Regions from separate parts of the Mus musculus genome. Here region 2 is linked to region 1. A link is a loop called in an ENCODE intact Hi-C map of the cell type or tissue named here. Cell type or tissue: gastrocnemius. All regions are shown on one strand. Each heading gives the region's core, and the rest is flanking DNA. Links, peaks and the distances in the headings are about the cores only.

The links. Peaks named below come from ENCODE experiments on the same cell type or tissue, not always from the same donor. Only the 100,000 strongest peaks of a DNase experiment are listed, where the experiment ranks them.
Region 2: it touches region 1 in a loop (2.2-fold over the local background); 8 of 42 quality-filtered maps call a loop at or near these places.

What each region holds. Positions count from the first base shown.
Region 1 is chr3:143,591,619-143,606,852 of GRCm38, forward strand. Gm33758 (a long non-coding RNA gene) reads left to right here and starts at 12,154. Exons shown (of 5, transcript XR_376151.4): 1 at 12,154-12,263. In gastrocnemius, for the core only: a CTCF peak has its summit at 7,658 (motif pointing right); DNase peaks (open chromatin) are centred at 5,577, 7,689 and 11,239.
Region 2 is chr3:144,226,605-144,241,838 of GRCm38, forward strand. It overlaps Gm46828 (a long non-coding RNA gene), which reads right to left and starts at 9,724. Exons shown (of 3, transcript XR_001784014.2): 1 at 9,105-9,724; 2 at 1-703. In gastrocnemius, for the core only: no CTCF peak of the experiment used is centred there; no DNase peak of the experiment used is centred there.

The sequences.
Region 1 (15,234 bases), core at 4,388-12,387:
GAAGAAACAATAAAATGCCTGCAATTTGCACCCCATCCCGTACACAACCTCTACACCCTCCCCAGAACAAAGTCATTATCCCCAGTGGGTCCTGAAAGCCCAAGACTGATGGGAAAGGAGAAAAACATAGCCTTAAGCTTCTTGCATGGCAACAAAACTGGTTTCTGGATGGTGCCAGGCTCATTGGGAGGAGGCAGAGGCTTGTCAAGGAAAGTTAGAGTCCAACTAGAGTGGGCACTAGAGGTGACCAACACAAGTCACACAACAGTCATTTCCCTCACCACACAAAGAGAACGATGCTACAAAAGTCCTGGCACAAAGATGGTGCGCCATGAATATGTACTGAGTGAATGGGGATCAAATCGATATCTTAGCTATCATTGTCTATTGTTTCCCTTGGTTTTGGAGAACAGTTATTTACTCTCGACCTGGTATCATATTGATAATAAAGCTTTAGTCTCAGTATTCAACTGTTTAACTAATACGCTTGATTTCTCACTACACCAAAGCATCAAGGATATGGTTACAAACTCTATGTAATTGTTATTCTTCCCAGGCTTGCAGTCTGATGACAGAAGACAGACACTATTTTGAATCTAAACTCTTTGCCCAGTAACTCCTTGACTGTGGGTTGATTATATCTTTGTTCCTCGGTTTTCTCATGTATACAAGAGGTAAATGATAGCATTTGACATCTATGAAACACTCAGTAGATTATCTTCCACTTAATGAGCAGGACAAAATTGCTTATGAGGTTTATCCACTCCGGAGAGGCAGAAGTGGAAAAGGCTCATACACAGCTGTGAAGACTGGAGTCAGATACTGAGAACCCATTGAAGTGCCACGAAAGCATGAGAGGCTTCTTAGATTCCCCATAATTGCCAGGCAGAAACAGGAGTTCCCTGGAGCAAGCTGAGTTCTCAAACTCTGGGTTCAAATGAGAGACTCTGCCTCAATATACAAGGTGGAAAGTAATCTAGAATGACTCAATATCTACTTCTGGCCTCCACATACACCAGTGCACACACACACATGTACCACATACACCACATATGCCAGCACACACACACGAATACACCATCTACACCAGTGTGAGTGCACACACACACACACACACACACACACCACATACACCAGCACACACATGCGAATACACACATGCTCACCCTCACCGCAATATGACTCTGGGACTTTTGCAACTAGAAATATTTTCTTATATTTTTATTCTCAGGCAAATATTTTCATACACACACACACACACACACACACACACACACACACACACTTTGCAAGACTTCCATGGACAGGCTTACAAGGAGAGGTGTCTTGGCCCTTATGGTGTCTTGAATAAGAAATGTCCACTACAGGCTCATGCATTTGAACACTTGGTCCCCAGTTGGTGACACTCTTTGAGAAGCTTATGGGACCTTAAGGGGTTAGGTCTTGCTAGAGGAAGTATGCCTCTGAGCGCTTGGTTTTAGGTCTTGCAACTGGACCTGGATTCCTGTCCCCTTTACTTGCTTCCTGGCTTTGGATGTAATTATGAGCAGCCTGCTTGAGTTCGTGAGGCCATGCTTTTCCTGACTGTCAGCAGGTCAGGACCACCATGATGGATTCTCTCCCTCTCCACCTGTAAGTCAAAGAAGCTCTGTTCTCCTCGAAGTTGCTTCTGGTCACATCATTCTATTATGCAAGTAAAAGGGAGATAGTGCAGCCCTTAGTTTCCCCACAAGCTGGTACCTATTGCTCTGGAGTCACACCCCATTCTAAGGCAAGAGTCATTCATGAGAGAGGCCCTATCAAAACGCATCTGGAGGGGTTTCTCTGAAAGGCCAGGGGAGATGCCACAGCAGCTAGGGTGCCTTGGGCACAAGCTGTCCAGCGTCTCTTTCCACCGCATTTCTTCCCCTTCCTCAGAAGCTGCTAACATCTGCAGAATGATCCATTTTCCTTCGCACGCATGCTCGTTTTCAACATCAAGTGCTTCCTACTCAGCTTGTTCTCTCCTTCCGATGCAGTGACGCCTCTGGGGACCTGCCATTAATCATTCTTAATTTGATCCCCTTCCTTGGTTCCCACTGGACTTGTGTTCAGGCCTCTCCTGCTCAACATAATCACTCCAACCTGTGATTTCTCCTTCTCTGTGAGCTGCTTCTCCCATTTAAATAGCTCGCTCATAAACAGCATCATTGAGACTGAAGATAAGTAGATGTACAAGTGCCGGTGCACTTGAAGCCTCCCATCGGGCAAACCCTCATCCTCTCACTGACGCATGCCGAGGACCGAAGTTTGCAGAGCCCTCTTCAGCACAAGATGCTCTCAAACCCCTCTGCTCGCAAAGTCCTAAAGATGGCTCACAGGGACTCACAGCCAAACTTCTGAACGGCTCCATCTCAGCAGCCAATCCAGCCCATGTCTGTGATGGCAGAACGGGAGATCAGTGACAGGGAGAGGCCGAAGGGCGCAGGTGAGTGACTCTAAGGACATTGGGGTGCATGTCTCAAGGGCCAAAGCTTCAGAGTGACATAAAGAAGAGTCAATATAAATAAGGAAAGTAACTCCAGCTGAAGTCTAAAGTGTTTTCCTCTTTTACCAAATTCAGAAGGGTAAGAGCCCGCTTATGTACACGGCTGCGCAGAAGCACTCGAGGGGAGTTCAGATATAAACTCAGGGACAAGTGACCAAGTTAGTTTCTAGAGATGCTCTATGAAATGAAAGGCAGCAATTAGTTTTGAATGTGTAGCAAGAGACCCTCTCAGAGAGGTGGTTGGGGGTGAAGCAGACCTGGACGCCATGTGCCAAGCACAGAGCATCTTGGGACTAGAAAGGATGCGAAGGATCCATAATCCCTGTTTCACAGAAGAGACTCAGCATAAATTCAGCCAAGGTGGCAAGGCTAATGAGAGCTTGATATTTCCAATTGCAAGTCCAGCCTCCCATCTTCATTTAGAAATCCTGTCCTGCTTGGAGATTTTCCTCTTTAGAGAGAGGAAGAGACAGAGGACAGAGAATAAAACAAACATAAGTGAGGGCTGGTTGGTTCAGGATTATTGATCTTGGAAGTTCAGCATGAATCAGTGGAGAGAAGAAGAAATAGTTAACTTGTATCATTAACGCCCAAACCAGCATTAACCAGTGCCTAGGAGTTTGCAGGGTTCCCTTCCTTCTGAAGTTGAATCGACTAGGATCCGCAGGCAGGGAAGGGGAGCTACAGCAAAGAGAGACACCATTTGCTCCTCCAAACACATTCTGTAGGAAGGCGTGGGATTTCACAGCAGTGAGAGCAAAACTATTCACAGCGGTACCATATGCTCCCCACCATCAGGAGCAGCCGCACTGGTCACTGTGCTTGGCAGGCGAATAACTGGGTGGAAGATCTGAAGATCACAGTGGAGTAAAATCTTCAATCTGCTCCACAGGCAGAAATCAAGTGAAAAAAAATCCTCTACAGATCCTCTGTGTGTCACAGGTACATGAGGACCCACATGCATGTGCACACACACACACACACACACACACACACACACACACCAGCATTCATGTGTGTGTGCATGTGCTTATGTGTGTGTGTGTATGTGTGTGCCCAAGGGCATGCATATGTGTTCCTTCTAAAATGGTTAAGGAGATACAAAGACAGGGTGTTTATCTTGCAGATTGTCCCATGGAGACAAAAGTTCACACTGAGTGCCAAGTGAAAAGTCTTAGAACATAGAATGTGGAGAAGGGTTATTTTTGGATTAAACTCCATGTTTTCAGTGGCTTTTCTCCCCCTCTGAGGAAAAAAAAAATAAGATTGAGAGGAATTTCGCAAATGCCAAGACCACTTAATAGCAGAATTACAGCTGACGATAAATGCAGCACTCTTAAAGCTTGTCCTTTCTCTGTTATTAACTTTGTTCTTTTGGTTGTGCCAGAGAAAGCACAAGAGATAGAAATTGGCAGAAATATGGATCTGAAGAACAGAAATTCAACTCAAATGAAAATACCGTGAAAGCCTCTAGTTGAAATAAAGTCTTTTGTTTAATAGCATAACTTTCGCCATCAAGAAAAGGTTTATTTGAATCAAAAGTAGAATTTAGGACGGTGTTATCTAATCATTATTAATTCTGCATGCACAGGGGGAATTTTCTATTTCCAAAGTGGTTCACGATCATTAGTTAATCCACTCAGCATGCTTGGTCTAAATTGTTCTATGCACTTAACAGATAAGAAGGGTTGCATCTGATACACAGGCAGCAGGACACACTGAGTGATGGACTGCTAACCCAGAGCAGGGCCTCATCTTAACCACTCACTTGGTTATTTTACTCTGGGCACCAGGCCTCTACCCACAGCATTTTCAGACAAGGACTCCATTTGTTTGAAGAATAAGCACATATGTTACATAAAATCTCCAACAATCGATTGAAGGCTCCAAATATGGATTTTCCCAGTGACTCTTTTTAATATCAAGTAGTCTCTCAGTTTCCCTTGTGAGTAAAGTACTTCTTTTAAAGGGCTAGTCTTTCTATCAACATGGCTATGAAGAGTCAACATTACAGTAAGGATAGATGTAGACTGCCCAGTGCTGTGTTGTCCAGAGGGTCTCAGTGCCTTGGGATCAATGACTTGGTTCCTTGCTTGCCTTCGCTTCCCAGTCTACCTTCCCCTCCCCCTCTATCCTCTTCCCTCTCATCCCTTCTCCATTTTTTTTCTCATTTCTGTTCCTTTTCCTTGCCTGTCATTTAGGCTGTCAACTACCCTCATCTGTGCTCCCATGTGAAGTTTGCCACTTTCACTTTTCCACTTGGAAAGGGGACTCCCGTAGGCACAGTGCTAGCTGTTCCAGTGTGAGTGGCTCAGACAGGAACCAAATGCCAGTGGCCAGCAGGGCGCTCCACATCTTGCTCAAGTTAAAACTGTGCAGATTCCCTTTGTTTTCATTTGTTTGTACCTACTCTAGCCAAACAAATTAATTTGTGGTTCAGATAATATATGCCATATGTTTAATTAGCTGTTACATGAAGTCTAAGGAGGCTGAGCTTTGAAACCGGATGCTACTTTCTTTCTAGTTTCTTGACTTTTAAAACTCACATTTGGGGGTTGTGTTTATCTGTTTGTTTGTTTAATTCTCCTGATAATAAAATTATCTAGTGGTTTCAATCTTTACATTTTTTTCTTTTAATACTAAAGAATTCATTACTTCTGTAAATTTAATTCAGCCCAAGATGCAAAATATACTTATTCAATAAACAGACACTTAAATGAACTAGAATTAAGGAGTTACCTCTTATTTTTCAATTGTATTTAAGTGTTCATAAATTCCTAGTGAATAGTTTGCTTGGTGAGATTTCTATGTCTTGAAAGATATCTTATTTGTCTTTAATATGTTTTGTTGCTGTCAAAAAAAAAATCAGTACTGGAGAAAATTTGATCTACTCCTAGAAACGATGTCTTCTGAAATGCCTCCACAGAGGACATGATGAGTCACTATGGCGTCAGGAGAAGACATGACGAAGCCCAGGCTTCTCTGATGGTGCCAGTGCTTGCCTCTGCAGTGAGAAAGCATTCAGGTTACATGGAGTGATAATCTGGCTGGAGGAAGGGAGCCGGCTAAGTCTGCCTGGAATGTCTGGCTGCCGGTTGGCAGACGGAGCCCTTTTTTCACCTTGAATCTGCCAGGCTAAGGATGCTTTCATGGTAATTTTCCGATGTCTTCCTTGATCAGTAGACTGCAGCATTTTATCATTCTGCAGATTTTGTTTTCTTCATGGGCTATTACGTCCACTGAACTGCACTTAACATCTATTAGCTTAGGTCTCCAGAAGATCAAAGTCCCTCTGTAGCTGATTATTCTGCTCTTTGCAATTTGTGTCTCTCCCTCGCCCTGCCCCTCCCCACCAATCCAGGGGCCTTGCACGTTTAGAGATTAGCTTTCAGTGGCTTCTCCTAAACAATTTATAGACATAAAAGCATCATAAAGAGGACTCCGTGCCTCTAGAAAGAAAACAAGACTGAAAAAAAAAGTGAAGAGAGCAACGGAGATTCTGTAATGTTTCTGTCTCAATATGAATCTTTTAAAACTCATGCTTCACTATATGTTTTGAAGTGGGATGCGTGAGGGAGACAGGAAGAAGTGCAGTTCCCATAGAGATCCATTCCTTTCCCTAAAGCACTCACTGTGTTGCTTCCTTTTCTTGCAAAGCCGATCCTGTCTCCCACATTTTAGCTGACCCCATTTGCATTGCTTTTCGGGGGAACCTGGTCACAGTGCCAGTGTCCCCTTCTTCTTAAGGGGCACTGCTAACCTTAATGACTGGCTTCTGGTGGAGGATTGGTTTTCATTTCATTCTGAGTCCTTAGTAACTAACAATCGTCCTCTAAATTTGCTCCCAAGGCTGTGATGGACCAAAGATGCTGTCAGAGTTTGATCCTGTCTCAACAGCAGACCAGACCCTGTCCTGACAGGGCTTTTGCACCAGCCCTATAAGGAATACTTTTAGAGACTGTATAAGAGGCCCACTGTAGTCTGTCAGCACTTGTGAAAAGTGTGCTTGTGAGTTGAGACAGACATTAGAAACTCAAACTAAAGCTAACAACTGAAAACAAACGAACAAACAAAATATGCTGAAGTTTAGGAAGATTTCGATCTGGAAGGACTATTGAAATAAAGGCCTGGGACCTTTACCCCCAACCTCGAAAGATATATCCAAGGAACTATTTACAGTATAATGACTCCAAGAACCCATAGCAAGAAGAAGGAGGAAATGGAGGAAGGACAGGAGGAAGGGGGAGAGAGAGGAGAGAGATTCCCAAACAGAATCTGTTCAGATCACGGGGAGATCTTGTTCCAATAGACTATGAGCTGGTAGGTCTGGGTAGAACCCAAGAGTCTCAGACGTTCTGGCTGGCTCGGGTGCTCTCAGGACAACACACAGACAGTGAGATATTCCCTATGGTCCACAACTGCTCTGACACTGCAGCAAGCTATTCCCTCTGTGCAGTTCTTTTCCTTCCCTGGAGACACTGGATTTCAATGGATGGTGAAGAGACCTTGAACCGTGACCTTAAGCTTGGCTGTAGGAGATAACTCTCAAGCCATAGCCCATGATAATTAAATCCCCAAAAATTGGCCACAAGAATCAGTAGTTTTAAAAATTCTTCTGGTAGTTCCAATATATACCCATGATAGAGAATAGAAGCTTTTTAACAAAAATGATATTGGTGGGACTCAAAGAAACATGACTATCGGTGGCTTCTCTGACACTGCCAGGCAATGCCATAGGTCTCTATATTTTTCATAGATAAACCCCCACATTCAGAGCTTAAACATAAAACATGGATTATGCAGCTTTCCCCTGGGTTAAGCTGCTAGGAACAATGTTAGACGACACTGAGGGCAATGTCTCCTGAAATAGGCAATGAATGGAAAGAACACAGACCTCTCTGGGTACCACTATTGTGTGAAAACAAATCCTGTTGCTGCTGGTCTGTTTGATTTTTAACCAATAATTTGGTGGTGCCATTGTAAAAATACATGCTCTATCAAACAGGCACTGCAGGTCTGCACAAACTGCTCATTGCCTTTGTGTCAGACTGATGGGTTTAGGTGCTCTGTCTTCTGGAGCTAACTGGCTACTAGAGTTACTGGTTCTTGGAGCTGCCCTCTGTCACCATTAGCTGGGCAGCAGGGGGAGCTACAGTTACCATGGAAAACACCCTGCGTGACCTGGCCCCTAGAGAACTTTTTCAAGTTCTCTTCTGAAAGTGTTTTTCCTAACAGCTCTTCAAGTCATGGCTAATGTTTACTGCCCCAACCCGAATCTGGACCAGAAATCCTCAGGTTCTTGTTGGGTCTGTAGATAATCTGACAGGAATGACAAAGGATGTAATAGTCCATAGAGCCAAGTTCAAGTCACAGCGCTACTGCTTATAGTAAATTAGGTCTTCCTGGATGATACTCCTTGTTCAAAAGGACTGAGCCACTATAACAGAATGTATCAAATATAAACTGAGTTCCTGGCTTTGACTCTGAACAAGGGCAAGGATAAGTTTTTTTGTATCAGTCCTCAGTCAAGTGGGTATGTATCAGATCAAGGACCGTTCCTAAGACTTAGATTGTAAATGTGTTGCAGAACATTGGTTGAGTAAGGACGAGGTTAGAGCCATGATACTGTTACCATGGCCTAAGAGTCTGAAAGAAAGTTTAAAACTGCTGGAAAGGAAAGAATTGATTGAACTCACTCTGCCCTGAAACACAAAGTCAGAGTGGCTGCTTTCTCAAACCTGAGAAGATTTTTGAAACTGCTATGGTTGAGCCCCTTAGAGGGAAAGCTCTCCAAAGAAATCAAGCCATGTTATTCTAACCTCCTTAAGGTGTCTAAGTATAACTCATCCCATAGCCAACGATGTTTTCCCTCTCTACTCTCAGTTGTACCTTCATCCACCCTCCCTCCCTCCTTGGTACTGATGTAGAAAAGGTGGAACCCCAGGGATTATTTAGCATACCTTTCCACTCACAGTATGGGTGTCTTTAGAATTCTTGTTCTGAGATGACCTAAATGTCTCCTCTGGGAGGAGTCAAAGGGTGATTGAACCAATACTTTTCTCTTTAGAAAACTTTGTTCACAATGATGCCCAAGGGCTTTAATGTGTTGCTATTACTGATAATTCTCTGGACAAAAATAATATGGAAACTTCATGTGATATCATGGTTTCTCTGATGGGCTTTCAAACTAAGAGCTACATGGCTTTGAGTCACTGGAGCAATATAATATGAAAATAGATTGGTACTCATTAACCTTAATTTCTTTTGCTATGTTATTCATGAATGTGTCCTAATTGGGGGTGCACTTGCTTTTTCTCCTGGATACATTTGTTCCAGCAAAAGAGCTGGACTATTGCATTCCAAACAGACAGATTGGTAGTGGCACAAATGCATGCAAAATACACAGTCAAGGCTCTGCTCTGTAGTCAAGAGCCTGTCTGGTAATTCTCCTGTGTCCCTGAAATTGAGTTGTTAGTTCACTTAGACCAGTTCAGGAGTCTGCTTCTCCTCACCCAGCTCTGTCTGCAGCCCATGCATTCCCTTGTGTAGTTCTAGCTAAGAACCTGGACCAGACTGAGATATTTGTAAACAAACACAGCATCTCTCCAGAAAAAACAAGTCATTGGAGAAAAGAGGAAGTGACAGTCTTCCTAAGGAAGATGACATTTTAAAAAGGATTTTCTCTTTCTTTTTGGTTCTTAGTGACTATAGAAGCTTGCATAACAGAATAAGCACAGGGAAAGACAGTTGGAGAGTCTCCCTTAGCAAGCCTGGTAAAAATTTGTCAAAAGAAAGAGATGGGTCAGACCTAAAGCTATTCTGGTTTTCTAAGAATACAATTCTACATGTTTTCTGGTTTTTAAAAATACCACTAGACATTTCCCCCCTACTATCATGATGAGCTTAAAGAGGTACATAGAATAAGGAATGAACTTGTTCATTAGTCATTTGCAATGGGAAGCTGAGATCTGACTGAATTTGTTGGAGATATCATAATAACCATCCCTGTTATCTTGTTATAGGAAGAGGTAACATCTTTCTAGAGTTCTTCATGAGAACATTGGATAGATCACCCAACAAGAAAACTGGTAGTGCTTGCACAATTGACCAGTTCTGAGTCTTGAGACCCAATATGCTGGGCTGGTACCCTTCCAAGGACAGCGCACCGTATATAGTTTGATTCTGGTTTCCTGGACTTATTCTCTCTTTATACCATCTGATAGTAAATAAGTCAAAAGTGTCAGAGACATCCAGGCTTCATCAGTGTTTGGCATGCCTTCTACTTTTCTCAAGTACAACTTTCTTTCTTGTCTTGTTAAGCATGAATTTCTGTTCAGAGTCAAATCCTACAGCTAGATTGAGAATGAAATTTCCTTATATCTGTAGGGGTGGTCAGATTTTCAAAAATATAAACTGAAGAAATGGAAAACTGGGTCTCAAAGAAACCAAAAGAGCATGACTGGGAATACAACTTAGGTAGAGCATTTGGCTAGCATGCATTAGGGAATACAGCTCAGTGGTAGAGCATTTGTCTAGCATCCATTAGGCTGTACGTTAAATTCTCAACACCAAAACCAAACAAAACGTTTCTATTGAACAAGCAAATTCCCAAGTGAAAGATAACCCAGTCCTAGTTCTAGATTGTCCTTGAAAATCCAGTTCTCAAAAGCAGTTCATTTCCCCAATCTTGTTTGGCATCCCATCCACTCTAACCCACTCAGCCTCTGCCTGGTGCTCTGTCCTACTGTGTAGGCGGAAGAACTCTAGGATGCTTTCCTTGTTCTGTGCATGGAGGGCCAACACCATCCACTACAATCAATCCCTTGCCTCTGAGAATATGTGTTCCTTCTTACAAATGGGGGAAATGCAGCTGGACCCAACTCCTCCTGCTTCCTACCAGCCCTATGTAAACTTGATGTAGCCTAAAAACAGATATCTAGCCATGAGGAAAGACTGGAAAACTCAAGAAAGTCAGGGGTGGGGATGAGCGGGTGTGAGTTGGGTCAGGAGGCAGGTTGTTCCTTCTGTGACATACACAGCATTAAATCCATCCCCACTCTCCCCCTCCAAAAAAATCCCTCAAAAACAATCCTTTAAGGTGAAACAGTTACATAATCATGATGGTTGTCTTGTCGTTTCTACCATTTAACAGGTAGGATAACTCAAGTTTTAGAGCCGAAGGCAAGACTACCAAGGTCATACAGTAAGCTGCCCACGCCGGGTACGAGAGTCAAAACTCCCTAATCCCTCGGCGAGGGCTCCTCAGCTCTGTCTCTCCCACTCAGTTGGCAAAATGTCAAAGGATTTATCAAAAATAGCCTGAAGCTAGATTAGGCATTTTAATACCCAAAGCACTTAATTACTAATACAGTTTAAGGTACATTAACCTAATTGGAAAGTTTCTGCATATGGCATAGGGTTTTTTCTTCCCTTTGAAAAAAAATAATATTAGTGTTTTTAAACTTTTTTTTGTGAGTTTATTTCATCTGCATGTGCTATTATTGGTTCCCAATTTTACAAAAAAGAAAAAAAAAAGACAAAAAAAAAAAGAGGCCACTGCCAACAGCTGTTAATGATATTTTCTCATATAAAGGAAAGATAAATAGAATAAATAGAATAAAATAACAAGAGGAAATGAACAATCAAAAATTTAACTGATAATTGCATGTTACAGCACTTGGCTGGCTAGGTGGTTGGCGGCATGCCATCATCAGGACCCAAGGGACATCTCTAGCTTTTATTGCTGCCACACACCACACCTTTCTCACGATCCAGCCTTCTCTGGGTCACTAAAGCGTCCACATAGCTAGTCTCTCTTCTGTTCCAATCTACTCCTCAGGCTGTGATTAGAAAGACCTTTATAAAATGCAAATGAGACCCATCCCTCTCACTTGTACCGTTGAGCGGTCCCCATGGCCCTCAGGAGAAAGCGGAGAATCCTTGACACCACTCAAGAGGCTCCTCCAGCGCTAGTCTGTCTATTTTTCCACTCTCACACTAATACCTAGCCATACTGAACAACCTGCAGTTCTGTAGCCTGGTACTGGTTTTCTACCATTCTAAGCCTTTGCAGGAGCTTCCAAGAACATCCCCTGGCTCCCTTCCTCCTTCTTTTCCTCCCACAAATTCCCAGTTTAATGCTTTATCATCTCCTACTGCCCAAGCACCACTTCTTCCTGAATCCCACCCTGCCCATCTCTACCCAAGACTGGGTTAAGTGCCTCTTTTGTGTGTTCCCATAGCAACTTGGCACAGAACAGACTAGGATAACGTGTGAAATATTTGTTTAAGGTGTCTATTTTCCCGGGGGCAACTTGAGAGCAAGGAATGTATTCTGTTAGTTTTGCTCCATCACCACCCAGCACAATGATGTTTACAAAATAGACGCTCAATAAAAACAGTTGCTGACTGAACAAAAGATCCAGTGAACTCAACCTGTGTGACACACTACACAAGGGAGGAACAGGTGTGGGGGGTAAAGAACCTCGAAAGGTTGTGTGGTAAGGCTGGAAGACAGGACTTCAGGGTAAGTGAGGGCACAGAGGGTTTTGTTCACAGCTCACAATTGGCTCTTGGTGAGGAAATCACAGGTCTGACACTAACTTCCATGCTGGGGTATGGGCTGTGCTTCATGAGCAAAATTCAAGAGGAGACAAGAGGCAGGGGTGTTAGCTGACCCATGCTGGATGGAGTTCAACAACTGGGAAAGCTCTGTAACCTACCATGTGGATGCTGGGTAAGCCTAAGAAGGGATTTCTAGAATCCGTTTCTGAGCCATTTTTTCCCTTTCAAACCACCTTCTTCCTTCCCATCATCCTTTCCTGCTAATGTCAATGAGCTGATGATTTTAGGACAGAGAAGCCTAAAGAGCAGCATTCCAGATTTTTTTTTAATTAGGAGATTACATCATAGACTATGCACATGGAGACAACCTGTAGAAGCCAAGAAGAGCATTTCATCCTAGAACACTGAGTAAAGAATTTTAAATGGAGAACTAAGCACACCTCCCCCACATCTTTTCCTCATGTCCATTGTTACCTCTAAGTAACGAAGAAGTTGGCATAGCCTGAGCTGGTGTCCTCTCTCCTGAGTGCTGTCTTATACACAAACAGACACCCTGGCTTCTCGTCGGCGGGTATAAATCTTTCCATAAATGGGAGATCTGGTTGAAATCCTACACTGCTGGCCCCCTGCGCCTTCCTTCTTCACTACAGGAGCAGAAGAGCTCAGGAGACCACCCTGCCTTCACTGCCTTCACAGTGTATATGGGTATGGCAGCCTGTGTACATACATGGCTTCCAACTTTGAAGAGGATTGCCTCCCTGTCAGAAAAGCTGAGATTCCTCTAAAGAAACAGGCTAACTGCCTCGGAGATCCATCGCCTGGAACTGACACTCCAGCTCAGGAGAGACTCCATCTTAGCATTCACCAGGGAATGAGAAGAGACATCCTCTCTGCGTGTTTAAATTCTCTGTCATGGTCACCGCCAGCTTGGGACAAAACTTTGGAGTTTGGGGAGGTGGTCTCCAACAACTGTCCTAAAAGGCTGAGATGTAATCCAAACAAGTGATTAGAAGGCTCTTAAAAGCAACATAAAAAGAAGAAAAACGCAGTGACCGTGGTAGCTGCAGGGGTACACAAAGTCTCTGTGTCTAGAACGTGCCTCTCAGTCACTCAATAAACATTTATGGAAGGAACAGAGGGAACATAACATCCCAGGTTTGTGTCCATAAAGCCAGTCTCCCAGTCTCTGCCTTCCAAGGACTTTCACCTTACTGTGAGTGATAAGAAATTTAAAATACAAATCCAAACACAGTACAATTGCACAAATAAGGCAAAGAAATAGAGAAGGAGTCAGGAAAATGGGAAATGGCTTCTATCGGGGTCACCCAGGATCTCTGAAATACCAACCAGGCCATCAAACTTCCTACAGGTGATGGCATTATTACTGGGACCAGTTCCCAGGGCTCACAGCCCCACTCCCCTCACACTTAGGACCAGATTTAAACAGAATCATTCTCCTATCAGCCATGTAAAAACACATGAAACAATGTTAATGACTAATGAAATTTTGTGGTTCTGGGTATTCCATAATCTTTTATGTTCCAGTCAGGTCAAATAATTCCTGCCTGAGGCGAAAATTCAGTCCTGTCTCACAAAAGGTCAAGGAAACTTTTCTCTCTCCCTTGAAATGTATCTGACTCTGACAAGGATGCCTAGGCAGCAAACTAATGCTGTCCAAGGTCACTAAGAGATGATTTTACATGCAAAAGATAGATGTTATTTGCACTGTGAAGCTAATCTTAGGGATTGTTACTTAACTCTGCTTTCCTGTTAGGCCTAGGCTCCTCTTATGTTTTGAGTACTTTTTTTTTTTTATTAGGCAAAATGTTCAATCATTTTGTCCAATCTTGGAAGCCCTCTGCACTCACCTTAGAAGGTTTTGCTTTTTAACCCTCAGTTGTAATACAGCTTCATTCAAACTTGCTAATCATGTATTCTTTCTCTCCAGACCTCTCTTTCCTTCTACACCCAGCTCACAGGATGCAAAAGCTGGTCTTATATAAAGAATTTCTTTAGAAATCTTATTTATCTTGATAACAGGGGGAGTGAGAGGGAGAAAGGGGAGCAGAAAGGGGAGAAGAGAGGAGAGAAGAGGAGAGGAGAGGAGGAGAGGGGAGGGGAGGGGAGAGGAGGGGAGAGGAGAGGAGAGAAGAAGGAGAGGAGAAGGATAGGAGAGGAGGAGGAGAGGGGAGGGGAGGGGAGGGGAGGGGAGGGGAGGGGAGAGGAGAGGAGAGGAGGGGAGGGGAGGGGAGAGGAGAGTAGGAGGAGAGGGGAGGGGAGGGAAGGAGAGGGAGCAATAGCACACAGCTGTTTCATGGGTCACAAGGATAAACCTCTGTAAAGCACCAAGATCAAGACCTGCCACATTAGGTAGATCACTCACACGCTTGAAAAACAAATAAAACCATCAAGACGATCAAGAGCCCAATATCTCATCTGTATGTCTGAAGAAGTCCCATGCTTTGTTATTCTCTGAAAGTTCTTCATCCCTTTTAAGACACTATTCCCTCAGAGTTCCTTCAGCAAATGGCTTTTGCTGGCACCCAACTTATACTTTTTCCACGTGGTCCTGCTTTTAGAAGTGTTCAGGGGATAATTAAATTAAAGCAGGCACTGTCTGCATCAGGCATGGATGGCACTGCCCTTACTGAAGATAGACAGTAGTTTGAATAAAGCCATCTTATGAAGGTGTGGAGACATCAGTATTGTTGCTGAATGTGAAACACCAATTAGATACAAACTTCTTTCTAGTATGACCTATATTACATAGTGCTGCTGCTGCTGCTGATGATGATGATGACGACGATGATAACGATGAACATGTTTTCTATTGAAATCTAGGACACAGGGGCTTGCATTTTTGGCTGAAGACAGCTTCTCAAAGCAATCATCTATGCTACATTCAAGATACTCTGATTGTTTCCCTGTCTTCTAGTTCATGTTTTAAATACTGCTTATAACCATTACATTGATTTCATACCCCACCAATGGGTCATGATTTGTAGTTTGACCAACACGGAGTCAGACCAAAAGTGTCTTTAGGAATTGGCTACTAACAAGAAATGGGATCCTATAAAAGATCCTAAAAGTTCTTTAATGGAAGAAAGATGACTATTGATTTGGTCTGTGTACCCGTGTTTCAT
Region 2 (15,234 bases), core at 4,065-12,064, 630 kb after region 1:
TGTATGTGTTTGTATATGTGTGTATGTGTGTGTTTGTGTGTCTGTGCATGTGTCTGTATGTGTCTATATATGTGTGTGTGAGTATCTCTGTGTATGTGACTGTGTGTGCACACGTGCATGCATTCATGTTATGAACACACTGTGGAGACCCACAGGTATGCTTATGGAGGCCAGAGGTCAATCTCTAGTGTCCTTTTCAATTGTTCTTTGCCTTGTTTCTTTTAGATGGTGGCTCTGGCTGAACCCAGAGCTCACGGCTGATCTAAACTGGCTGGCGAGTAAGCCCAGGGATCCATCATCCTTCTGTCTATTTGCCCAGCTCTGGGATTACAGGTGCACACTGCCAACCCTGGCTCTGTGCATGTACGCTGGGCATCCAGGCTCTCATGCATCTGTAGCAGACACGTCATCATCTCTCCCTCCCCATATCTTATTTTTGCCCTACTTACCACTGTCTGCGAGCAAAACCAAGACCGAGCATTTTCCAGAGAGTGGCAAACTGCACTTAGATGTGAAGAAATCCAAGATGGAAGTGTTGGTTTAGTCTGACATACAAATCCAAAGTTGGTTCTCATGCAGGGGGTGCATTCATGATTGAGCTTCTCCAGCTGAAGTTCTAAGGAGCAGCAGGCTTGTCTCACTGTTTGTGATATTCAAAGCAAACCAGACCAAACCTAAAGAGCTGGCACAGTGCATGTCTTTGCTAGAAAAAAGAGGATAGGAAAAACAAAAACAAAAACAAAACGAGGAAAGAGGTAGGTGGTAGAAAAAGCAAATACTTTGTCCGCCTGGCATGAAGAAGGAGGGGACAGAGGGAAGGGAAGGAAGAGAAAGGTCTAGAAGTTATTCCGAACACCAAGGAAGGTGACTTCCCTGTGCGTACAGACTCCTTCAGATGTGCAGTACCCTCTGGTAGCAACTCACATCTTGCATTGTTTTGTTTTCAAAAACTTCAAAGTTTCGGTAGGCTTCATCCTCAATTAGAATAAATGTCAGTAACATGCTTGAAGAAAATTTGTTTAGAGATGTGTGTACGGTTGAAATTGCACATTACATATGCCCCGTGCATGGCTTTCCACTAAATTTTTAACGATGCGAGGAGGTGCGTGGCTCCAGATAGACGAGTGAATCTGAATGTATATATCTGGTGCCTTGCACGCTGACATAAACACAGCTGCCTTTCTACATTTGAGAACACTTGTGTTTATTTGAATGTGTGATGAGGAGGTCATCAAAATGAACACGCTCGTTGTGTTTATTTGAATCTCACATCGCTCATGAGAGAATACACGCCGTGTTTGAACATGCAGTCAAACACTAGCCTCTCTGAAAGGCAAAGCAAACCCCAGAAGGCAATTCAATGTAAAACCCCATTAATGCTGCATTAACAGCATAACTCCACTCACCAGAGAGCCAGGGAACTCAGAGTTAAAGGTTTTCAATGGCAATTTTATTTCTACTTGAGAAATATACAATTTCTTTCTATTAACTTAACATAGTACATGCAATTTGTATTCAGTAATACAAAGGAAAGAAATTTTAAGTAAGACCAGCCCTCCTGCTAAAGGCCTGAAAATGCCGGCAAGGTTTTAAGGAATAACATGGGTTTTCATTGTTGTTTGTTTTTGTTTTGAGACAGGGTCTCTCTGCATAGTTCTGACTGTCCTGGAACTCACTATGTTGACAAGACAGGCCTTGAACCCACAGAGATCCTCCTGCCTCTGCCACCTAACTGCTAGAATTAAAGACATGTGCCACAATGCCCAGCAAGGAACAGCATGCCACAGTTTTCATGATATAAATAACACAATACCTCATTGTATCACATTTTCGGGGGGAGTCTCACAGTTTGTGAATTTTGGATATCCCACTGACAGGACTCGGTCTGTGCTGTGGGCAAAGGTAATGAGGATGGAGATGGTGTGGATATGTACGTGACTTCTAACATCATAGGGATATATTCTCTCCCTCCCTCCCCACCCTTTACACACACACACACACACACACAGAGACACACACACACACACAGACACACACACACACACACACAGACACACACACACACACAGACACACACACACACACAGACACACACACACACAGACACACACACACACACAGACACACACACACACAGACACACACACACAGACACACACAGACACACACAGACACACACAGACACACACAAACACACACACACACAGACACACACACACAGACACACACACACACACACACAGACACACACACACACACACACACACAGACACACACACACACACAAACACACACACACACAGACACACACACACACACAGACACACACACACACAAACACACACACACACAAACACACACACACACACAGACACACACAAACACACACACAGACACACACAAACACACACACACACACACACACACACCCCAGTGGGGCCCTTGAATAACTACATGTAAGTATACTTGCCTCAACCCTTAAGCAGAAGCAAATGCCAAATACAGCAGTATATGTTACCTACACTTTTGCACAGATAAAGAAGAGCAGCCTTAAAACTTGCCCCAGAATCTGGAATGATGTGTCCTGATATATGTGTAAAGATGGTTACAGATGTGGCCTTTCTCACCTGCTGCTCTCAGGAAAGATGTAGGCCCTCTCTGTCAGGCTGTGTGCTGCAACTGGAAGAGAGAGCTTAGCTGTCAGGGACTGAGGCATCTACCATTAGAGTCCTCAGGATTCCATTTACAGAGTTTCTGCACTTTGGCTTTCTGTGGGGGAAATATGACTAGTAAATAAATAAGCAGGAGAGCGAGGGGGAGCACAGACAAGCAAAACGGGATTCTCTGGAAATTAAATAATAGATGCAAGCGCCTGGACAAAGAGAGAAAGTGTGTGTTTCTGTTTGGCTCGTGAGACTTGACAAGATTATAGCTGATGGTGGTTTGGCTGTAGAGTCAGAATTCGATTGTACGGTATTAATTAAAGCCAGAGGGGTTGGGATACCAGGAGTGGGAGGGGAGCCTGTGTTTCTAGGAGTCAGAGAATATTAGAGTTTGGCCACCAGGAAAGACTTCAAAATGTGAAAAACGTTTAAAATAAAAGACCCAGGAAAACTCCTTTAAAGGCCTGTGTTGTGTTGAGGCCATCAGACGACATGCTTAGCAAGCCATTTCCCCGGGGTTCCCCACCCAGACAGTCACAAACTTGGAAAGTGCTTAACTTGTTAAATTAGGGAAGAGCGGAGACCTGAAGCAACAGCTCTTTCTTCCCACTAGGACGTATTGGTCTCTGTACCAGGATATGCTTTTAGCCATCTAAAATATTATTATTCTATCTCAGAGTGTTTCCCTATTCATTTTAACACTTTTTAAAACATGTTTCAGAGATGAGAAATGGAAGGGAAGAAGGGAAGCTGCCTTTTAAATCAAGCAATTTTCTGAGTTGTGAGTGGGAAACGAGAAAGGCTACCACAAACCTCCCCTTTGATGAAGCCCCAAATATAGAAAAGGAACAGACTCCACACAGACAAAAGGATTTCCACTGACTTGGGAGTGATATCTTGTTACACTAATGGCTCTTGACAGCTATCGTAAGGCCGTTCATTTGCAGTCTTATTACGGTGAGCTAGACTCTGTAGAAATACGTCCTATCTCGAACCTCACCCTATCAGGAACGGCCTTCTAAACAAGGACATGGCCCAAGATCAGAAAAACTGGAGTGAAGAAGGAAGTTAAAATGCTATGTGTTGGATGGGATCTCACTTTCGCTTAAAAAAAACGAAAAGAAAAATAGAGTGGGCTGGCTGAGATGGCTCAGTGGGTACTGGTTCTGCGCAAGTTCGAATCTCTAGCACCCATGAAAAAGAGCTGAACATGCCGGTGCCTGCCAGAAACCCCAAATTAGGGGACAGAGACAGGAGGATGCCAAGAGCTCACTGGCCACCCAGCCTAGCCAAAAGTGAGTTTTCCGTTCGGTGAGAGATTGTCTCAAGGCAATAAGCTTTAGTGTACTCTCAGTGCATAGATGGAAGAAACCCATAGAGTATGCATTATCTGATCGCGTTGTTACTTCTGGACAGAGATACGTGGGGCCGGACAGATGGCTCAGTTGGTCAGGTGCTGGCTGCATCAGGAGAAGGACATTTGCTCAGACCCTCAGCATCCCTGTTAAGGGAGGGGGAAGGGTGGGGCTGACTTGGCAAATTAAGGGTAAGGGAGACAGGCATATTCCTGGAGCTCACTGGCCAACCCGCCTAGCCAATCAGGGAGCTGTAGGTTCACTGAGAGACCTGTCTCAAAAAAAAAAAAAGGCGAAAAGCTGAGAAAGACACTCAACAACAACCTCAGACCTCCACACATGCACACACACAATCAATTAAAATACATAATACATAGTGTCTTCAGATGTGTATGTATACATGTAAATATACTTATATTGCATGTGTACACCTAAAATGTCCTGTTGCCAAAGTCATCAGAGATGATCCTTTCGTACTAACTATACCTGGGACTTTAAATATAATAAAACATCAATTATGTTTATAATATAAAACATTTTAAAATGTATCACATGTATTTGTGTACGTGCGTCTATGTGTATATGTCATTGTTTATTTGTGTATGTGTGCGCCTATGTGAATAGGTGTGGAAGGTGGGCTTGCACCACGGGTTTCTGTGGAAGTCCGTGGACAGCTTTCTGAAGTTATTTCTTTCCTTCTAACATGTGGGTTCCCATGAATCAAACGGAAGTCATTAGGCCCGACAGCAAGTGTCTTTTCCTGCTAAGCCATCTCTCAGGCCCTGAAAGACGCCCCCTTTCCTAGATTTTTATGAAGGTTTTCAAAAGTACAGACGTGATCTAATCTGTTTCGCTTCTGACAATGATTCAGTCTGGAATACAGAGTCAACTTAGAGCCTCCCCAGAAGCATCGAGCCACCCTGTCTGGAAATCAGTGCCACTTCCGTTCTGACTTCACAGAGAAAACAAGAGTCCCAGGGGAGAGCCCACAGCCTCCCATGACAGTGAATTGGGCAGCCATGTGGGCACTGGGCCCTTCTGTAGGTTCGTGGTCCTTCTTCTGTGTTGACAATCTGGACGGCAGTCAATCATGTGTCGATGTTTTACCCACTTTCCCAACAGCCAACAAGAGAGGGTTAGGCTCAGCCTCAGTGCTAATGATAAGGAGGACAGCAACTCAGAGGCAGGCAGTGCTGTTCTGCTGAAATGTGGCCAAGCTAGACTTGACTAAATCCAGATTCTGGGACTAAGTGAGATGACCAAGGTCAAGGAAGACACCAGTATGTTTCACAGGTAGTGATGAGTGGGTCAAGGCGGCTAGTTATGGTACCCACCCATCCCCTCCCCAGAGCCACAGTAAGAGAAATCGACCCACCTTCAGACTGGGTGGCCATCCCACTGCCTCAGCATCGTGTCCTCATGTGTAAAGTGGGGGGATGAGAGAAGGGCTTTAATGTTTGAGCATTAAAGAAACCAGTACACACGAACTCTCAAAGCACTTCCTGGTTCCTGCTAAGTATTACATAACCTGCGGTTACTGCTTAGTAACGCTATGAAAGGTAGTCTGTTTGACTTAAACAAAAGGAAGCTATTGAAAAATGAAATGTTCCTAAGTGATTACCAGATAATATGTCCTGTTGAAACCTCTTAGGATAAGGTGTGCCCTTTCTTAGAAGGGAGACTAAATAAATTATTTAAAGGGTTTTAAAGACATGTTGCATTGCTGGAGGAGGGCTCTTTGAGTTAATCAGGATTGAAATAATTTTGAATGAAAAAATCTTTCTCACTTAGCGAAACAATATACTTTAATATGTCTATCCTTCAACCACCCAAACCGCCTCAGAGGTACTGACCTGCCCATAGGAGGAACTGATAAACCGTTCCTAATATAGAAACAACCCATGGGTTGTTTCAAGGGCAGAAGTATTGCGTTGACTATTCTAACAGAGGATCTTACTCAGCTGGTGGCAGGGAACCGGGCAGATCACAATCATTTTAGTAAAATCTTGCTGTCTAGCAGTGCGACAAGGTGTGGCAGTTATGTGGCAGGCTAATTTGCTCCTTCTCCAACTCTTTAAATAACTCCTCTGTTTCCCCGGAGATTTCAAGGATCTTTAAAACTAAGACCTAGGTTAGATGAGCCAGCTCCTTGCTGGGCATCAGAAACAAGACTGTAGTCTGAGCAGTTCCCCCACCCCACCCCGGACTCTTGTGTTCAGTAAGTCAGTCTTTTATAGCAACGAAGGTATAAGCTTGAGAATAAGGTTCGGAATAAGGGAGAGAGAGAACTCTTCAGTTCCAGTAGCCAGAGCCCCCTGAGAAACAGACAGACTAGACAGCACCTGGTGTCTCTAGAGAACCGGTGACAGAAGCCAGGTTTCCTTGCTCTGGAGGCCAACGCTCCGGTTAGTAAGAACATACAATTTCCATTCCACCTGATTTGCTATCTGGCTCTCCCTGAGGTGAGATTGGATGGATACTTAGGAGGAACTTCACGGTGCCTGTGCCTCTGGACTTAAGTTCATGAGGAACCCCACGCTCTGCCTCCTGGGCTCTCTCAGTGTGTAGCCACAAGCTTTTCCTCCATTCTAGAAATGTGGACCCCAGTGGTAGTCTACTATAGGGCACACCTGGGCACAGGTAGCAAGTCTTTATGTGGTTTTCTTTTTCTGTTTGTTTTGTTTTGTTTTTCGAGACAGGGTTTCTCTGTGTAGCCCTGGCTGTCCTGGAACTCACTCTGTAGACCAGGTTGGTCTCAAACTCAGAAATCAGCCTGCCTCTGGCTCCCTAGTGCCAGGATTAAGGGCGTGCACCACCACTGCCCGACAGATAGCAAGTCTTGATTCCTGGGTGGCTTCATTTCATAGAATGGAATTTCATAGGATGGTTTGGAGAAAAGCTTCCTGCAGAGATATTTCTGACGGTTTTGTTGTTGCTGTTTTGTCATCTGTTCTGTGATTGCATGGGGGGATGATATCATCTTCCTTTCTGTTGAGCTCAAGACACGCCTGGTCAGTACCTGTCTCCGTACTAGAGCCTCTTTAAAAGTCTTTCTCAGCAAGGTATGACACCAGTGTCACATTTTGTTTATTTGTTTATTATTTACAATGCTGTTTATTTTAAGTGAAAATTGCTGGAGTCTATGGAAATAATATAGGCAGGCATGTCCAACCTACAGAGCACATATGTCCCGGGATAGCTATGAATGTGACATGATGCGTTTGTAGTAGGCTACCGTCATGTTACAATATCAAAAGGTTGGCTACTCGGGGGAACTCTTACAGTTGAGATTGTATTCTACCAATCTGGACAACAATGTTGACATTGCTTTTATTGGGTACATATGGATGTGTCTAAGAACCATTCACATCTGTTGATATACACCATCTTCATCTGTTACTGCTCTTCTTGGGGAAGACCGAGAATCTATAATGTACCTTCCTCTCTGGCTTCATCGATGCCCTGCTCCTTTCTGGTTTAACTGCCATAACAAAGCTGGAGTCTGTGTATCCATCCCCTTTACAGCCACAAGCAGTGCTCTCACATCCCTTTCCTTCTTAAACACACTGGGCTGGGCTCTGGGCTCTGGGCTCTGGGGCTCTCTTTCACAGACCTGTTTTCTAGAGGTTGATGCTCTCCTCTTTGCCTGGCTAGCAGGCAGGAGAACTGCCAGCACTAGAACACTACAAGAAGACTTATCACCTGCGGTTCTTAGAAGATTTTCCCCTGTACATGCCTTTCAAGCCTTTGGCTGTATCCAAGGCTGCTGGAAAGATATCTTTCAGTCCCACAGGAATGAGGTCACTGCTTACCCCAGCCCGCCCACCTGAATATAGGCCTGTGGAAAGGAGAACCAAAGGCTGTCCCCGACTCACTCTCCACATTTTTCTCCTGTTTCCAAAAGATAAACAAAGCATCCCAAACTCCCACTCCGCAATCTACCGTGGTTGGGGGGCGGGGAGCGCTGTTCAAAACAAACCAGACCCCAGCTTCTCCATGCTACCCAGCTTCTCCATGCTACTCCCCAAACATGTCTCCCCTCGGTCTTTTGTTGTGTGACTGGCAGACTCAGACATCAGGAGAAGCCGCATCTTGGAAAGTTTGAAAATCTAATTTGTGCTACTATTGTTAGACAATGGTAACTTCTAGCCACTGAATTGGAACCTGTTAATAGGACAGCATTAAGGAATCACTGTCGCATTTGAAATCCATTTCTAGGGGGAGTGAGAGCGGCGTCAGGGGCTTTCTCGGAGGGTCATTGAAGTCAGCACCATCAGAAAACAAAGTGCTCTATACAGCCAGCTCAAGGGCCTGCCTGCTCCCTTTTAGGCGTTTAACAGAAGATTATATAAGGTCCAATAATTCAATTAATTAAGAATAAAATGAAGGTGGTGACTTTATATTTCTTTGGTCAGTAAAAACTTCTAGCATTCTCATAACCTCTTTTATTCTCTGTGAATTCTAATAGAAAAATCTTTTTAATACGGTATTTTGTTAGCAGGGGATACGCTGGGACACCACAGTATCGGCCCACAGATCACTGCTCACACCCCAAAGATGGTGAACATTTTAAATGAAATCAATACTGGCCTATTCATGTCAACAGCACTATCCCTGGCAATGTAAAAATACAGAGAGAAATTGCAGCCCAGGCGACTTATCCCACACTCTTTTCATTACAGGTTGTCAATTAAATTATTTCAATAATATTGTATCCATCCACAGAAAGAAAGTTGTGCCAGATCCATGCCACGTGCATCAGTCCAACTACACAGAATCCCTGTAAAAATGAATGAGGGCTGAAGGGAGAACTTAAGAGATCCAGTAGAGGGGGAAGACATTTGCAAATAGCAATAAACCTGCCAAAATTAGCCCCGCCCCCAACCGTGCCTTTATTATCATTTTAAAAATAGCAACATGTTCGGTCTCGTGGTTCCAGATTTTTCCAGGGAGGAACAATCTGAGAGGCTTCTCGAACCTGTTCAGCATAGGGTTTGAGGGAACCTTGGGTGTTCGGGTTGACCTCTCATGAATGGACTGCGCTAATGGGCGCTGCCTTGGGAGGAGTTGAATGGGTCTCTCTTACCTGGGATTCAGGAGCAGCCGCTGAAACAGCAAGCCCATTCACAGTCAAGTCCTCAGGTCTGCATCGATGATGACACTCCAGGAGGTTCTGCGGTTCCAATTGCCCCTGGCATTAAGCAGAGGCAGCCAGTGGGCTGTGCTGAGGCCCAGCCTGAATCAGCGATCCAGCTCTGAAGCAACTCGGCAGGAGAATAAACTGATTGAATCAATAATTTCAATCACTGCCTATCCCCGGATAGGAACCAGGGAAGATGGAAGAGGGTGGGGGGAGGGGAACACCCATAAGCAGAGACACTGGGGCTGAGCTCAGCCAGAGAAGAAACAAAGAGAGAGCACGCTAAGGAGATGAGTGTTCAGGAGAAGAAAAATAGTTAAAGTTCACTAAGGGCCCAGAAATTGTTCTCCCCTAGAAGAGATGTGCAATCCATCTGCCACCTCACAGACACCTCTTCCTTCAGTCACCAGAGCAGAGAGGATGCTGATTACAACTGCCTGAGAAATGCCTCACAAAGCCTGCAGTTCTGGGTCCCTGAGTGGGTGTCCATTGGCCACAAGCCACGGAGTCCAGGCTGCAGGCTTCACATGACATTTCCTTGGCTCTATGGCCACACCCACACACCTGTGTCGAGACACCTTGTTTGTCGTTCTAGCCCCCTTAAATTAAGGAAGGTTGAATCAGATTCTTCCAGAATGACCTTGTAAGGTTGTAGAGACCAGCATCATACTCTGTCTGCCCCCAGCACTGCCTTCTGCAGTGGAGTCTAGGCAAAATCTGGAGCTGCTGGGATGGCTTCCCTTTATAAGAGTGGCTATCTAATGAATACTTACCATAGAAGACCTTGGTTAATCCTCTTGGGAACCTCATGAGGCATCGTTATTTTTGGTCCCATATTACAGATGGGAACATTGAGATACAGAGAGTAGCCTCACGGGCCACCAATCTAGCTCCTAGCACCATCAAAATGAGAATCTGAGTGCCCGGGCCCCAAACTCAGATTTTTCACACAGTACTTTGTTCCTCACCTTCTCTGTTTCTTAATGAAAGAATGTCTTCTCTGTCAGGTGGTCTTCAGTCACCAATCATATATCCAGTAGGCGTCAAGAAGCACAGGGCTCTCAGCATATCCCCAGACTACGTCCATCTTCTCTGTCTTATTCTTGCACATAGTCACCAATGTCATCAACAATGTTGTCACCAACATGGTCACCAATGTGGTCACCTCCCACACTTTATCTAGATTTCATGTCACAGAGGTTAAACTCTAGCTCTAGATCTGTCTAGGCCTCATCCTTGGCCAAACTTATATGACAGAATTTCTAGGTTCTAGTTCATGCCCAGTTGAAGACAGATTTGGAGGAGGGGTGAGTCTCCATCTACCATCCTCCCAGTGATGACAGAAAGTGTCTGTTTCATCTGCATGAAAAGAAAAATCATAACTTAGTAGTTTGTAAACAACCAAAATTAGTTCTCGTGGTTCAAGTGGCATTGAAGTCCAGGATCAAGGTGGTTTTAGCTGTGTCTTCACACAGTAGAATTAAGAGGGCAGCTCTCTGGGGTCTGTTTTACAAGGGTGCTAATCTATACCCATGGGCCCCACGCTTATGACCTAGCCACCTGCCAAAGGACCCACCTTCTGACAGTATCACGTTGATGTGTTGATTTTCAATATGTTTGTTTTGGACAGACACAAACTTCTAGCTCATAGCAGAGGGGCTACTCCAGTCATTCACAGGACCCAGGATCCACACCCCACCCAGAGGCTTCTTTGGACATGCTGCAATCAACTGCATCTCACTGTGGAAAGACAGCTCAGTAAGGAAGCCCTCCCCCCTCATCCCCCTCCCCCGGTGTGAGCAACAGACAGGTTGGTGTGGCTTTAGTGGGTGTAGCCCTCAGTCTTCCTGAGAGACCTCGGAATAAAAGCACGCAGCACCCTCTTTTGAGGTGGAGCCAACAATACTAAATGCATGGCTTTTCAGTTCAATTCATTAAAGATTTTAAGAGCTTGAATGCCTAAGGCCCCAGGCTTCTATCTGGAGGTGTGGAGATGAGATATATAGTCTTTTACTCTAAGAACTTCAGAAACCTGTGGGGAGACAGACGCACTCAAAAGAGACCATGGCGCAAAGAAAGTGGTGATCAAGGCTAAAGAGGGTACACAGAAGGCTTTGGAGGCGTATAGGGCAGCTGATCAAACCATCTACAGAAGGGGTTTTCAGAAAGGAAGACTTAGCTGGGCTTTGAGACCGAGACGTAAAGGTGCGTTCTCTCTCGGAACGCCTCCTATAGCACCTAATCACCTTTGACACGCATCCTGCCAGAATTATCATGGCACCACGAGGAGGGAATGTGTGCCGCTTCCAGACAGCACAGAAAGGACCCAGGCCTGTCTGCCCTAGAGACCCAAAGCCTTCCCTGGACACACCAGGAGCACGAAGATAGCAACGTGGGGTCAGAGAGAAGAAATGGAGCCTGTTTGCCCAAGCTGGAGTTCCCTGCTGAGCTTTGGGGTCACGCAGGGAGATATGGAGAGCACGGGCAGTGTTGGCTGGCGCTGTGAATAGGAGCTTTGCAGCCTGCCACATTGGCACATGTTTGGTTCAGCCACTCACAGAGGGAGTGAACCTTTGGTAGGCCGTGAGACCTTCCTATGCTTCTGTTTTCTCACCTATAAAAGGGGGATGATAAACGGCAACCCCCTCGTAGACTTGTTATGAGAATTAATGAGCTAAATAAATAGTAATAAATATATACTAGCGGGGAACAGAGCTGGGGAAGCAGGCAATATGGTGTTTGCTTATAATTATCACGGAGAGAGGCACTGGTGACTCTGGTTTGGAACAGGCGTTTCGGAGCCCAGTGACCTGGCTGAAGCCACGCGGAAGCTTTGTGACCTTGGTCAGTTACCTCATGGTGCATACCTCAGTTGCTCCGCCTATAAAACAGGAACCACAGTGGTCACCCCACAGGGTTGCTATAGACCTCAATGAGACACTGTTTCCAGAGACAGGAAGTCTGGCTCCGCGCATGAAGCCATTTTCTAAATGGTATTCTCGCTTCTGCTCTGTAGGCTAGCTGGTTATAGGCTGAAAAAGTTTCTTAGCGATCAGTTGTGCGAAGGTCCTCATGGGAAATTCAATAAAAAGTTAGCAAAGAACTGTAAATTCTTAATTGTAGGGGATTAATAAGGCTTTATTATGGTAAATTTACCTCACACATGATTTAATAGGTCAAAACTACATTTTGTAATTAAAAACCTAAGAAATCATGCACACTGAGCCTTATAACACACAGATTTAGTCTGAAATAACTAACTCAGGAAGCCATAAAAAGGAAGCAGTGTATATAAATCATGCCTTGGTGGAGACAAGGTTTCGGGAGGCAGGTAGATCTACTCAGAGTTTATACCACGTCCCCCTCAATGTAGCTTCTAAATCCTTTAATATCTGAACTGTTCCACCAGCCCAGATTTACACACAGGGGTTCAAGATACAAGGGAAACAGATGGTGAAGTAGCGGTCTTGACACCACTGACTGGCAGTCTTGGTTTTCAGTTTGGTGTCTGGACCTCCTATATCCCTACAGTTCCTTGAGCAAATCCTTCCAACTGGATGGTAACCTCTCAGGCCTCTCTTTGAACTGACAGCTCTGGCATTAGAGTCAGTGGTCATTTTGGCCCACGTGGTAAGAAAGTTGAAACAGTAGTGAAGTTCTAGAAGAATCTCAAGGTAGCACTAGGATTGTCTTAGTTAGGATTTTACTATGAATAGACACCATGACCAAGACAAGTCTTATAAGGAAACCATTTAATTGGGGCTGGCTTACAGGTTCAGAGGTTCAGTCCGTTATCATCAAGGCAGGAACATGGTAGCATCCAGGCAGGCATGGTACAGGCAGAGCTGAGAGTTCTACATCTTCATCTGAAGGTTGCTAGGAGAAGACTGGCTTCCAGGCAGCTAGGAGGAGGTGCCCATGCCCATAGTGACACACCTACTCCAACAAGGCCATACCTCTAATTGTGCTATTCCCTGGGCCAAGAATATTCAAACCACCACAAGTTTGTTCCCAACAAAAGATGACAAATCTGAGGGTGAATCCATTGCTTCCTGTTCTGGTACACAGACCCCGCCACACACACTCCCAGAGTTTTACCACTCAACGCAAAAGTTTCTTATTTTGTGAAATAAAAAAATAGGTCCTCTTAGGGTTATTGTGAGAGTCACATAACAATATAAGACATTGTTCTTGACACAATGGATACTGGTGATTGTTTCTCTTAGGTTGAGGAGAAAGGGAGTCAGACCGGAAGTTCCGGGAAATCTCATTCTTTGCCTTGTCTTGAGTCACACAGTTACTTTCTCTCCTGAGTGGAATGTATCTCTCTGAGTTGGGAGACTTAAAAAAAAAGAGAGAGGAGCAATAATTTTAAAATTCTATAAACTATTTAATGAGTTTTGATCTTTGGCATAAAAGGTTGAACTCTTACATAATATGGACCTGACATTTTCGATGAAAAGCAAATTGGAAAAGTTTGGTTTGAAGTTATCTTTGGAAAGAAAACCAGAGAGCAAAGAGTTAATCGGCTGGATCACTTAACTGGTCAGACATGTAACCAGTTGACTTTATCATTATTTTAAATCATATTTAGAAGTGTGTGTGTGTGTGTGTTTGTACATACACGTATATACTTATATCTATGCTTTGAAACCAAAGAACTCCAAGTTCTTTGTTTATACAAAATGTTGACTTGTGGGCAAGAGGAAAAACTCACCTACCACCACCACCACCTCACTCCACCCCCAGTGTTGTAACTGCTCTGAGATCACAGGTCCGTGAGCCTTGTGCCATCCCTGGTTTGCAGCTCTGGGAACATCCATGTCTGATGTTGGAGGGAAAATAAGTCTGCATTTGTCTTACAAGACTTCCAGCTGAGCTGCCATCCAATGTCATTCAGTAGGCCTTGCTGCCCATCCTCCTTCTCACTGGCTCCTGCTGCCTGGTCCCCAGGCAGATACACTGATTCGGGGTCTCACAGTGGTCTTTCACTGATCCGTTTTCCCTACGCTGGGACCCTGACTGCCCAGGGAAGGGTCACCATCTTGCTGACTTCATGTCCCGTTTTTTCAGGAGAGGGATCTTGGTGTGTCTTCTCCACCTGCAGCCTGCTTACCCAGCAGCATGAGGCAAGATGTTCAGACAATTAACCATTAGAATTCCATTTCCATCTCAGATATACTTTACCTGTGGCGCATCCTGGGAGTTGCTTAGGTGAAGCTGGCAACACAACTAGACTCTAGTCACAGCCTCGGTTTTGGAGTCTACTGGCCAGGGTTTCATGAACTCCGATTAATTAATAAGTGGGACATGGAGACGTAAAACTTGTCAGCAGAGGGGCAGGGGACAAGCCAGGATTTGGAGACTAGACAGGAGCTTCCCACAGCAGTGTCCTTGCTGAATGCTAACCTTCCGCACTTTCCTCATGAAGAATGGGGAAACCTTTTCAATAAAAACACAGGAAGGGAAGGGTCATTGTTAAAACCACCAATGAGATGGTCCATGTGCCACACAGGTGTCTCTTCCAGAGGTGACACACAGTCTTCAGGCCACCTCAGTGGCTCAGCCCATCTCATCTGGAAACACAAGCCCAGTCCTGGCCTTGAACACTCCCTGGGGGCTGGACTGGAATCAGGCTATTCTTTGGGCATTGCTGTAATTATGTCGGTCAAGGCCTGTGTTCTTGACAAAGAAGACATCCCTCTTACTCAACCTGAGTAATCCTTAATGAGTCCTTGTATCTTGTGATAAATTTCATAATTATTCAGCCCTACCACTAACACCGAAATTCATCAGTCAGAGCAAATTAGCCGAGATTCATTAGAATAAGACATCTAGTAGGCACATGCACTTTATTGGCCTCTTACACCAATAGTTTTAATTAGGTACATATTTCACAGCTCTCCAGCTACTCCAGTGAAGGGCTGCCTTTATCCCTTTTATTTACAGTAACAAGCTATCAAACACACACCACCATAATTAAACTTGGATATAAAAAAAAAAACTTGTTTTATTAATGGCAGCCTATTCTAGCCTTGAATTTCTGAAACCTGCACTAGACAGATATTTTTTTTAT